Regions from separate parts of the Homo sapiens genome. Here region 2 is linked to region 1. Evidence: read pairs that join two places in POLR2A ChIA-PET (ENCODE). Cell type or tissue: B cell. All regions are shown on one strand. Region 1 overlaps LOC112267968. Region 2 has its middle 8.6 kb from the start of EZR.

Region 1 (5,000 bases):
TCCCTTCAGAACCACCCAAGTCCTTTTTCCCAAGAGATGTGTTGAGACGTGAAATTTCCCAGCGCTGAGCCTACCACCACACTCGGAGACTGGAACCCGCCACACGCCTGGCCCTGCAGACGAGCTAACACATGGGCAGCATGGTCCTGCCTCCTGCCCTGCTGCGGCGTTTCTCTTGAGCCCAGAGGCACCGCCTTAGCTCACTGTGTCCACAAACAGAACATTCTGGCATGGCCTGAATACAACTGACTCTTTAGATGACGGTCTCTGATGAGATCAACCAAATCAACAAATGTAATGAAAAGATAAGAATTGTTGATGTGCACAACAGGGCAAACTGAGAATCTGGGGCCTGATTTATGTCCTTCTGCTGCCAGTGATTCCTTCAGTTTGCCCCTTCTTTCTCTGAGCTTCTGGTCCCCCTTCTGTACGCAGGGGGTGAGGATTCCTGCCCTATTCATGAGGTAGACGAGAATTAAAATCAAGTGAGATGATGAGGGGGAAAGTGCTCTGAACTCTAAACCTTCTAAAATACCAAATATTATTATTATTAAAGAAATTATTGGGAAACTAATGATAGAATCACAGAGGGAAAATGGCATTTTACTACCACTCAAGAGCAAAATCTCAATAGAAAAACCAAAACAGCCAGCCAGTAGACAGGGAATACATAGCATCTGGCATTTGTTATAAGGTATTGTAAATATTTTTTACTTTTATGTGTTTATTATACAGTTTCAGAAAGGAAAAGGAAAGAAAAGGACCCAAGAACTCTCTGCTTTGTTGGATCAAGTGCAGGTTCTTCTAGAACACCGGCGGGTACAGAGTCAGGGCTCAGCAATGTCCGCTCTTATCGCGAAAGAGCCTGCTGACCTTGGAAAGACGCTGCTAAGACAAAGAGGCTGCCTAGGAAGGGGCCAGCCAGGCTGCTGTGGAACAGCTGGGCAGGGCCCTCAAGGGGGAGTCATGTCCCCACCACTCCCCCAACCCCCATTTGCTCCACCAGCCACTGCTTTTTCTAACACTCCACAACTTTGCCATCTGACTTCAGACTGGCTGTGGTGAGGGCTAGGATAGGTTGAGAGAAATGCAGGTGACCTCAGTGGAAAGCAAATCAAGCAAGGCACATAAAAGATCAAAGGTCGTTCAACAGATCTGTGAAGGTTTCATCCATTCACTGTGGTTCTATTTCCCTGCCTCTGCCTCCACTGCCTGGTTTCCCTTCGGAACCACCCAAGTCCTTTTTCCATAGTGCCTGCACGTCCCACTTCCAGGCACTATGCTGGGGCTGTGGAAATGAAAGAGACCACGTGCGTTACAACAGACGAGACAGGCAGATGAGCCAGACAAGTAGGTGACACAGGTTTGCAGGGAGACACCCACTCTAGGCTGCAAGTGGTCCCTGGGTTGAAATGCGGAGAGGGCCTCTTGGCAAGCAGCAGAGAGGGGCCAGGGTTAGCACACAGAGCCTGGCGAGATCGATCAAAGGGACTGAGGAGTCCTGTGGGCTCTGATGCCTGGGAGTGATTGAGGCATACATATTTGAGAGAATTCCTCGGGCAGTGACAGGGAGGATGGAGGGGGACAGAGAGTTGAGGGAATTAAGGTCTGATGCAAGGAAAATAGCAGAAACTATTGAAGTAATGCAGGCAACATGCCACAGGAGTGTGGAACGTCAGTGGATGAGAAAAAAGAAGTAAATGAAAAATATCCAGAAGGCAACATTTGATCATGTGGAGAAGGGAAAGTCCCTGGAGCCAGACAGGCCTGACTCCAGCTCGCAGCCCTGCCACTTGCCAGCTGAGAGGTCTGCAGATTGCTTAACATCACGGAGCCTCAGTTACTTCATCTATAAAATGGCCCTAATTGTATAGGAGTGTTGTAAGGATTGAGAAAGAATGAGGGTAAAGAGATTAGCCTGGCACATGGCAGGCAGTCAGTGTTAGCCCTGTTGAAGAAAATGGTAATTCATGCCATAGGTTGAGGACCAAGTTTGATTTTTTTTTTTTTTTTTTTTTTTTTTTTAGACAGAGTCTTACTCTGTCACCCAGGCTGGAGTGCAGTGGTGCTATCATAGCTCATTGAAGCCTCAAACTCCTGAGGGAAGTCCTCTCTCCTCAGTCTGCCAAGCAGTTAGGACTAAAGGCCCAGCTAATTTAAACTTTTTTTTTTTTTTTGAGACAGGGTCTTACTTTGTTGCCCAGGCTGGTCTCAAACTCCTGGCCTCAGGTGATCCTCCCACTTCGGCCTCCCAAAGTGCTGGGATTACAGGTGTAAGCCACCACACCTGGCTTGAAAATGAAACCTGATTATCTTGCCAATCAAAACCTGATTATCTTGCCAGAAATGAGATGAGATGCTGTGGGTGCTTAGCAATGGATGACAGGCTTGTACCTATACCTCAGGGCAACTGCATCCACACAACGTGACTTTGGAGAGCTGTATGCGCCATGACTTTATGCAGGGGGCCTCCAATGCAGGTTAATCCAGGCTGTGTGGAATGGTGGACCCACAGCTGTGTTGCCTCGAAACCCCAGATGCCAGGAAATGATGGTTTCCAGGTCAGGCTTCTTATGGCTGAAATCCCTTTAACTGCACTTTTTTCTTTTGCAAAGTCACCAGTAATTCAAAGAGCCCCCAAATACTGAGCCACTCTCCATACCTTTATGCCAAATCCACAGTCAAATACTGGGAGTTCAGATCGGAGGAGCACACACTTGGGCAAACTGACCTAAGAGGCCTCGCCACCCACTCCCAGGGTGCACCTGTGACCACCCTTCCTTCTCCCACTTCCAGCAGGCTCCTGAAGTCTATTCAGGCTGGGAGCTGATGCTGAACTCAGCAGGGCCCCAGTTGACTAGATCATTTCCCATGTGAAGTTCTGGGGAGAGAAGATCAGGTCTCCATGGAGCAGGGCCCGGCGGCACTTTCGCTGTGCGAAGCCACCAGCAGGCCCCACTCCGCTGGAAATTCATCAGTGCATGGAAAGGCAAAGGGCACAGTTGTTTCCGTTCACCAGGTATTCGCCACGTCACTTGTTTCCTATTTCAGTGCATTAAAAAAATTTCCCCTCCGGTGAGAGTGCTGAGGCGCCTTTGTTGTGAAATATGGTTAACACGAGTGCTTTTTTTTAATGACATCACCAAATTAGGTCTCTGTGTGTGTCAGAAAAATTAACCCCGGCAAGTGTACAGTTCTCCTGGGATCACAAGGAAGTGCAAAATAGGGCTGGAGGGCGGGGGACTGGCCAGGGAGCATGAGGAGGAACAGCGATCAAAGGAGAGGGGAAAGAAAACAAAAATCGTGGGCAGACCAAGACTGACATGCGGACAGGTGCCTGGCAAGCAGAATACTCAGGAAAGAAACTTGACCTACTTCACTTGACTGGATGTGGATTATCTACACGTGCATGCTTTTTCAAGCTCAAATGAATAATTATCTGACAAATACAGATCTGTTCCTCTCAATTTGGTTCATAACATCTTATTTTAAATATTCAAATATTTCACCCACATCGCCAGAGCCTCTGTATAGGCCGCATGTTTTCATGTGCTCTAAATCTGCAGATGGTTGGGATGGCTGGGGCGAAAGGTCTGAGCTTTGACCCACATTGTGTTTAAAGAAATGTTTAGGGCCGGGGGCAGTGGCTCACGCCTGTAATCCCAGCACTTTGGGAGGCTGAGGTGGGCAGATCACGAGATCAGGAGATCGAGACCATCCTGGCTAACACGGTGAAACCCGTCTCTACTAAAAAAAAAAATACAAAAAGTTAGCCGGGAGTGGTGGCACATGCCTGTAGTCCCAGCTACTCATGAGGCTGAGGCAGGAGAATTGCCTGAACCCGGGAGGCGGAGGTTGCCGTAAGCCAAGATTGTGCCACTGCACTCCAGCCTGGGTGAGAGAGCGAGACTCCATCTCAAAAAAAAAAAAAGAAAGAAATGTTTAGAATGAATGGACATTTAATAGAATGTCGGCTTACTGGCGTTTTAAATCATTGGCAGTAACACTGGGCCCGCATTCCTATGTGGCCCTCATGGGCTGTCCCTTTGGACCCAGCACAACTTCTACCATTTTCTACGGTCCCACCACTCCCAAGCACTCACTTCAACCATTGACTTTCCCCTCAGGCGTTTGAGGGTGGTCTCTGGGCTAGGCAGTGAAGCAGGCTCTGATGGGTATAGCCGGAGAGACAACGTTTGCTCCATACCTGGGAGTTATATATCCCTCAAATATATGGAAATAGCCAGACATGTTTCCAAATAAATTCAAAGAGAAGCAGAAGCCATTTAAAAACAGAGCAGAGAGTTCTAGTTCCCATGCATTACGGTTTGAGACCCAATTTCTCTATTGTATTCTCTCCCTAAATAGCAAACTAACCACCAGCAAGACTTGAAACACCACCACTTCAGAGCCGCCCAGGCTTTCCTTTGGGCTGTATCATTTATAGACGCCCACCCCCGCTTGATGGAGAGAAAGCTCTGACTTATTCACAAGGCTGTGGGAGGTGTCTGCGGGGTGGAAAGGCCAGAGAGCAGAGTCCCACTCCAGAGCGGGAACCCATCATCAGGGCACGAAATCCAAGACTCATGCCACTTAATTGATTTTTGGAAAACACTGAGTATTGCTTTTTTTTTTTTGAGACAGGATCTCATACGCAGGCTGGATTGCTATGGTGCAATCCCCACTCACTGCAGCCTCAACCCCCTGGGCTCAAGCTATCCTCTCACCTCAGCCTCCTAAGTAGCTGAGACTACAGGCACATGCCACCCAGCTAATCTGTGTATTTTTTTGTAGAGACAAATACACAAATATTTCTTTAAACACAATGTGGGTCAAAGCTCTGACCTCTCGCCCCAGCCATCCCAACCATCTGCAGATTTAGAGCACATGAAAACATGCGGCCTTTACAGAGCCTCTGGCGATGTGGGCGAAATATTTGAACATGGGGATCTCCCCATGTTGCCCATGCTGGTCTCAAACTCCTGGCCTCAAGTGATCCA
Region 2 (5,000 bases), 270 kb after region 1:
GCACGGTGGCGGCTCATGCCTGTAATTCCAGCACTTTGGAGGCCAAGGCAGGAGGATTGCTTGAGTTCAGGAGTTCAAGACTAACTTGGGCAATATTGTGAGGCCTCATCTCCACAAAAAATTTAAAAATTAGCTGGGCATGGTGGCATACACCTCTAGTTCCAGCTACTTAGGAGGTTCAGGTGGGAGGATCACTTCAGCTTGGACGTTCAAGGTTGCAGTGAGCCAAGAATGCACCACTGCATTCCAGCCTGAGTAACAGAGTGACACACTATCTCAAAGAGAAAAAAGAATTGGGAAATGTCACATAAAAATCAGGATTTCAGGGTTTTCTTGAAAATGAGACAGGTAGCAGGACAGGGCTCATGTTCTAGCATAGCAACAGCCATGCGCAGAAGCTGAGAGCTGGCCAGCCTACCTCCCAGCTAGCACGTCCCTCAGATGGCCGCTGTGCCAACACTCAGGGTCAATGGCAGAACTAGGACCAGACCCAGACCTTACAGTCAGTTGCCCTTGGACTCCACGTCCCAGTCTCTGTATTCCCCAGTCACATTCTCAGGGTGACCTGAGGACCCAGTCTGAGTAGGTGGCTGGGAACGGCAGATTGACAAAGTGACAATGCTGATTTCATGGAAATTCATGGGAAGTCTGGGAAAACCCAAACAGCCAAAGGCCAAGTTTTAGTTAAGCGTAAACTTCAAGATTTATCTGTCTTGCTCTCCCTTATAGCTCACTGATTGGTGAATGAAGTATGTGGCCCATGTTTCAGCCTAGGGTGAAGCACTGCCCAGGACATTACAAGATGACTTCCTTCTGGAACGAGTCCTTTTGATATTCAGTAAGATTCCACAGGGTCAGGTAACATTCGTTACCTGCTACAGAAATTTGTTTTCCCTGGTTATCAGAAGGCTTAAATTTTTTTTTTTTTTTTTTGAGACAGAGTCTCGCCCTGTCGCCCAGGCTAGAGTGCAGTGGCTCGATCTCTGCTCACTGCAACCTCCACCTTCTGGGTTCAAGCGATTCTCCTGCCTCAGCCTCCCGAGTAGCTGGGACTACAGGCGTGTGCCACCATGCCTGGCTAATTTTTGTATTTTTAGTAGAGACAGGGTTTCACCATGTTGACCAGGCTGGTCTTGAACTCCTGACCTTGTGATCCACCTGCCTCGGCCTCCCAAAGTGCTGGGATTACAGGTGTGAGCCACTGCGCCCCAGCTAAATTTTTTTTTAATTAAAGAAAATATTTCAAGTGCCAATTATCTAGTTTACATGTCAAATCTCTGGGATCCGGACATCTAAATGCTTAGTGAGACATTGTCTTCACTACAGAAAACACACGGGGCTCAGTTTTCAATTCAGTTCGATCAATATTTACTGAGCCCCTATGATGTGCAAGGCTCTATGCTAGGTACTTGAGATACCAAGACCAGTAGTCACTGGTCTCACCTTTGAGGAACTCACAGTTTGAGCAGAGGACAATCCAAATGACTGATAACCACCTGTGTCGTGCCGGGCATTTCAGCACATACTGCTTTATTAAGGTAGCCTTTCATAAGAAAAAAAAGAAGGAAGCGGAAAGAAATAAAAAATCAGGATGATTTAAAAATAATTCGTTTATATTCTGCAATTAAACACCTAATTAATAACATCTAATTTATTTAGGAAATTGTTTCATGTTTTTGGTTTTTTTCTTTTTTTGAGACAGGTCTCACTCGGTCACCCAGGCTGGAGTGCAGTGGCATGACCTCAGCTCACTCCAGCCTTTACCTCCCAGGCTCAGGTGATCCTCCCGCCTCAGCCTTCTGAGTAGCTGGGACCACAGAAGCGCCCCATCATGCCTAGGTAATTTTGTATTTTTAGTAGAGATGAGGTTTCACCATGTTGCCCAGGCTGGTCTTGAACTCCTGGGCTCAAGTAATCCTCCTCTTGCCTCAGCTTCCCACAGTGCTGGGATTACAGGAGGGAGTCACACCCAGCCACATTTTTTTTTTTTTTTCATATAAAACATTAACCCTTGGCCAGGAGCGGTGGCTGACGCCTGTAATCCCAGCACTTTCGGAGGCCAAGGCGGGCAGATCACCTGAGGTCCGGAGTTCGAGACCAGTCTGACCAACGTGGAGAAACCCCGTCTCTACTAAAAATACAAAATTAGCCGGGCATGGTGGCGCATGCCTGTAATCCCAGCTACTCCGGAAACTGAGGCAGGAGAATGGCTTGAACCCAGGAGCCGGAGGTTGCTGCGAGCTGAGATTGTGCCATTGCACTCCAGCCTGGGCAACAAGAGCGAAACTCCATCTCAAAAAACAAACAAACAAACAAACAAACAAAATTAACCCTTGCATAGAGGAAACCCAGCAACTTTAGAACATTGATTGTTCCTGCGGAGGGCTAGAGAGGCTTTAATTTATCTATCGCATTTTATTTCTTTTTCTTTTTTTCTTTTTTTTAAGACAGAGTTTTGCTCTTGTTGCCCAGGCTGGAGAGCAATGGCGCGATTTTGACTCACTGCAACCTCCACCTCCTGGATTCAAGCAATTCTCCTGCCTCAGCCTCCCGAGTAGCTGGGATTACAAGCATGCACTACCATGCCCGGCTAATTTTGTATTTTTTTTCTGTAGAGACGGGGTTTCTCCATGTTGGTCAGGCTGGTCTCGAACTCTTCACCTCAGGTGATCTGCCTGCCTCTGCCTCCCAAAGTGCTGGGATTACAGGTGTGAGCCACCACACCCGGCCGTTATTTCTTTTTTTTAAAAACCTGAAACTAATGGGATAAAATAATACCATTTGTTAAATTGAGATAGTTGTCTATTGAATTAACTCCTGAAGATTTAAAACATTTCACCATTTTTTAAACATTACAAAATAACATGTTTTATGATAATAGAGAGCAGACATAGCTCCCTTTCCTGAGAAAACAATCACCAGGAACACCAATCAATGCCCTCGGGCTTCCGGGCTGTCCTTCTGAGTTGCCTGCTCTGTACAATTCCTGCCTCTTCACCATCAAGCATTGCTTCTTACTGCTGTCAGTGTGTCTGCCTGCACCCTGCACCCTCTCTGCTAATCTGCCATGGCCTGGGAAAGGAACTAATAAAACTTAGACTCACAATGAAAACAGGAATTAATACACTTTAGGGGAAACCCAGAGAAATTCTAAAAACATGAATTCTGGTTTTTTTTGTTTTTTTTTTTTTTAACATCTGGTTTTCGATGGTGTTTTGGACAGCTGGGCTGCTAAATAAGACTTCAAGTAAGGTGTTTCCATGGTTAGCAACCCAGTGGACAGCAGTATGATACACAGGAAGGAAAACTTACCAGAGTACCCCGGTTCTGGAACTAACAGGATTTGTTCATTCATTTATTCAACAGATATTTATTGAACAGCTACCACACACCAGACACTGTTTTAGTTGCTGAGGGTCCATCGACAAACAAACAAGACTGAGAGGAGCTTCAACTCTTGTGGGGAGCCCAAGGTGGGTGGATCCCCTGAGCTCAGGAGTTCAAAACCAGCCTGGGCCACATGGTGAAATCCCATCTCAACAAAAAATACAAAAATTAGCCTGGTGTGGTGTCATATACCTGTAGTCCCAGGTACTTGAGGGGCTGAGGTGGGAGTATCACTTGAGCTCAGGATGTCGAGGCTGCAAGAAACTGTGTTCACACCACCACCACTACACTCCAGCCTGGACAACAATGAAAGTGAGACTCTGTCTCAAAAAACAAAAACAAAACACAATGGGGAAGCTGAGGCAGGAGGACTGCTTGAGGCCAGTTCAAGACCAATCTGAGCAACATAGTGAGACCCCTGTCTCTAAAAATAAATAAATAAATAAATAAATTAGCTGGGCGTGATGGCACGCACCTGTGGTCCCAGCTACTCAAAAGGCCAACGCAGGAGGATCGCTTGAGTCTGGGAGGTTCACGTTGCAGTGAGCCATGATCTTCATGATCTCACGACTGAACTCCAGCCTGCACAATGGAGTGAGACCCTGTCTCAAATCAGAAAAAAAAAAAAAAACACAAACCAAGGAAGAGAATTGCAGAGTCAAGTTCTCTGAAGGCAGTGAATCGGGTGAAGTGGCGGGGCACCAGAGGGTGGCTCTTCAGATGGCAGGGGCAGCAGGGGACAGTGGCTGGGAAGTGCTCTTAGAGGAGGAGGCACTGCTGCAAAGACCTGGAGGATGAGAAAAGGCCAGGCTGGCACAGATGGGGGACATGCCTTCCAGGCCGTGGGAATATGAAGCACAAGACCTCTAAGGCAGCAACGGGGCTGAGTGATCACAGATAAAAAAATCAGCAGCGGGAGCAGAGCCAGCTGAGCTCAAGCTCAGGGCGAGTGAGAGTGAGGGAAAGAAGACGCAGCTGGAGATGCCGATGCACTCCCGGCCAAGGAGGAGTTTGAATTTTATCCCCAAACCCAGGCGTGCACCATCTGACCTAGCCGGGAAATGTGGCTGTTTGGTCTGCTGGACTGGAGGCACAGGGGTGAAGGATAAAATGGGGTTGAGGCAAAAAGAGAATGCAGGTTACCTCTAGGTTTGGGGCCATGTAACAGCGTGTGTGGTGGAGCTCTTTGCTGAGAACAGGGAGGCTAGGAGGGAGGAAGTTCTTGAACAAACAAGAACCCTGGAGACACCAATAGACGGTTGTTGCTGGGGGAAAAGGCAGGGCTGGGGACGTGACTGAAGCCTTGGGATCAGGCTACATGACCTAGGGGAAGAATTCGTACATAGATAAGGGCTGGGAAGGACCCAGAGGGGAAGAGAAGAGAAAGCACAGAAATCCTAAGCACAAAATATGCTCAGGGAATGGTTGGACATGTGGAAAGCTGCTTAGGAGAAGGGTCAGATGAGGCCAAGAGGTTTGGCCTCTGGATTCAGCAAGATGGAGGTAATGTTAATATTGACAAGAGAAGTTTAAGTGCAGGAATGAGGACAATCAGTTTAATCTTTTGGGGCCCGGTTCCTCTGTCAAATGAGAGTATCCGAATAGAGGAGGTT

Evidence for each region. ChIA-PET counts read pairs that join two places held together with the same protein. Peaks named below come from ENCODE experiments on the same cell type or tissue, not always from the same donor. Only the 100,000 strongest peaks of a DNase experiment are listed, where the experiment ranks them.
Region 2: POLR2A ChIA-PET joins it to region 1 with 5 read pairs; 3 of 35 experiments call an interaction of 5 or more read pairs at or near these places.

Annotation. Positions count from the first base shown.
Region 1 is chr6:159,096,927-159,101,926 of GRCh38, reverse strand. The region is part of intron 2 of LOC112267968; the gene reads left to right. Among named protein-coding and RNA genes, the nearest start is that of TAGAP, 54 kb to the right of the region's middle. In B cell, no CTCF peak of the experiment used is centred here; a DNase peak (open chromatin) is centred at 3,066; H3K4me3 peaks cover 1,223 bases; H3K27ac peaks cover 2,830 bases.
Region 2 is chr6:158,825,474-158,830,473 of GRCh38, reverse strand. No RefSeq gene overlaps it. Among named protein-coding and RNA genes, the nearest start is that of EZR, 8.6 kb to the right of the region's middle. RefSeq lists enhancers at 3,090-3,179, 4,730-5,000. In B cell, no CTCF peak of the experiment used is centred here; a DNase peak (open chromatin) is centred at 3,103; H3K27ac peaks cover 2,184 bases.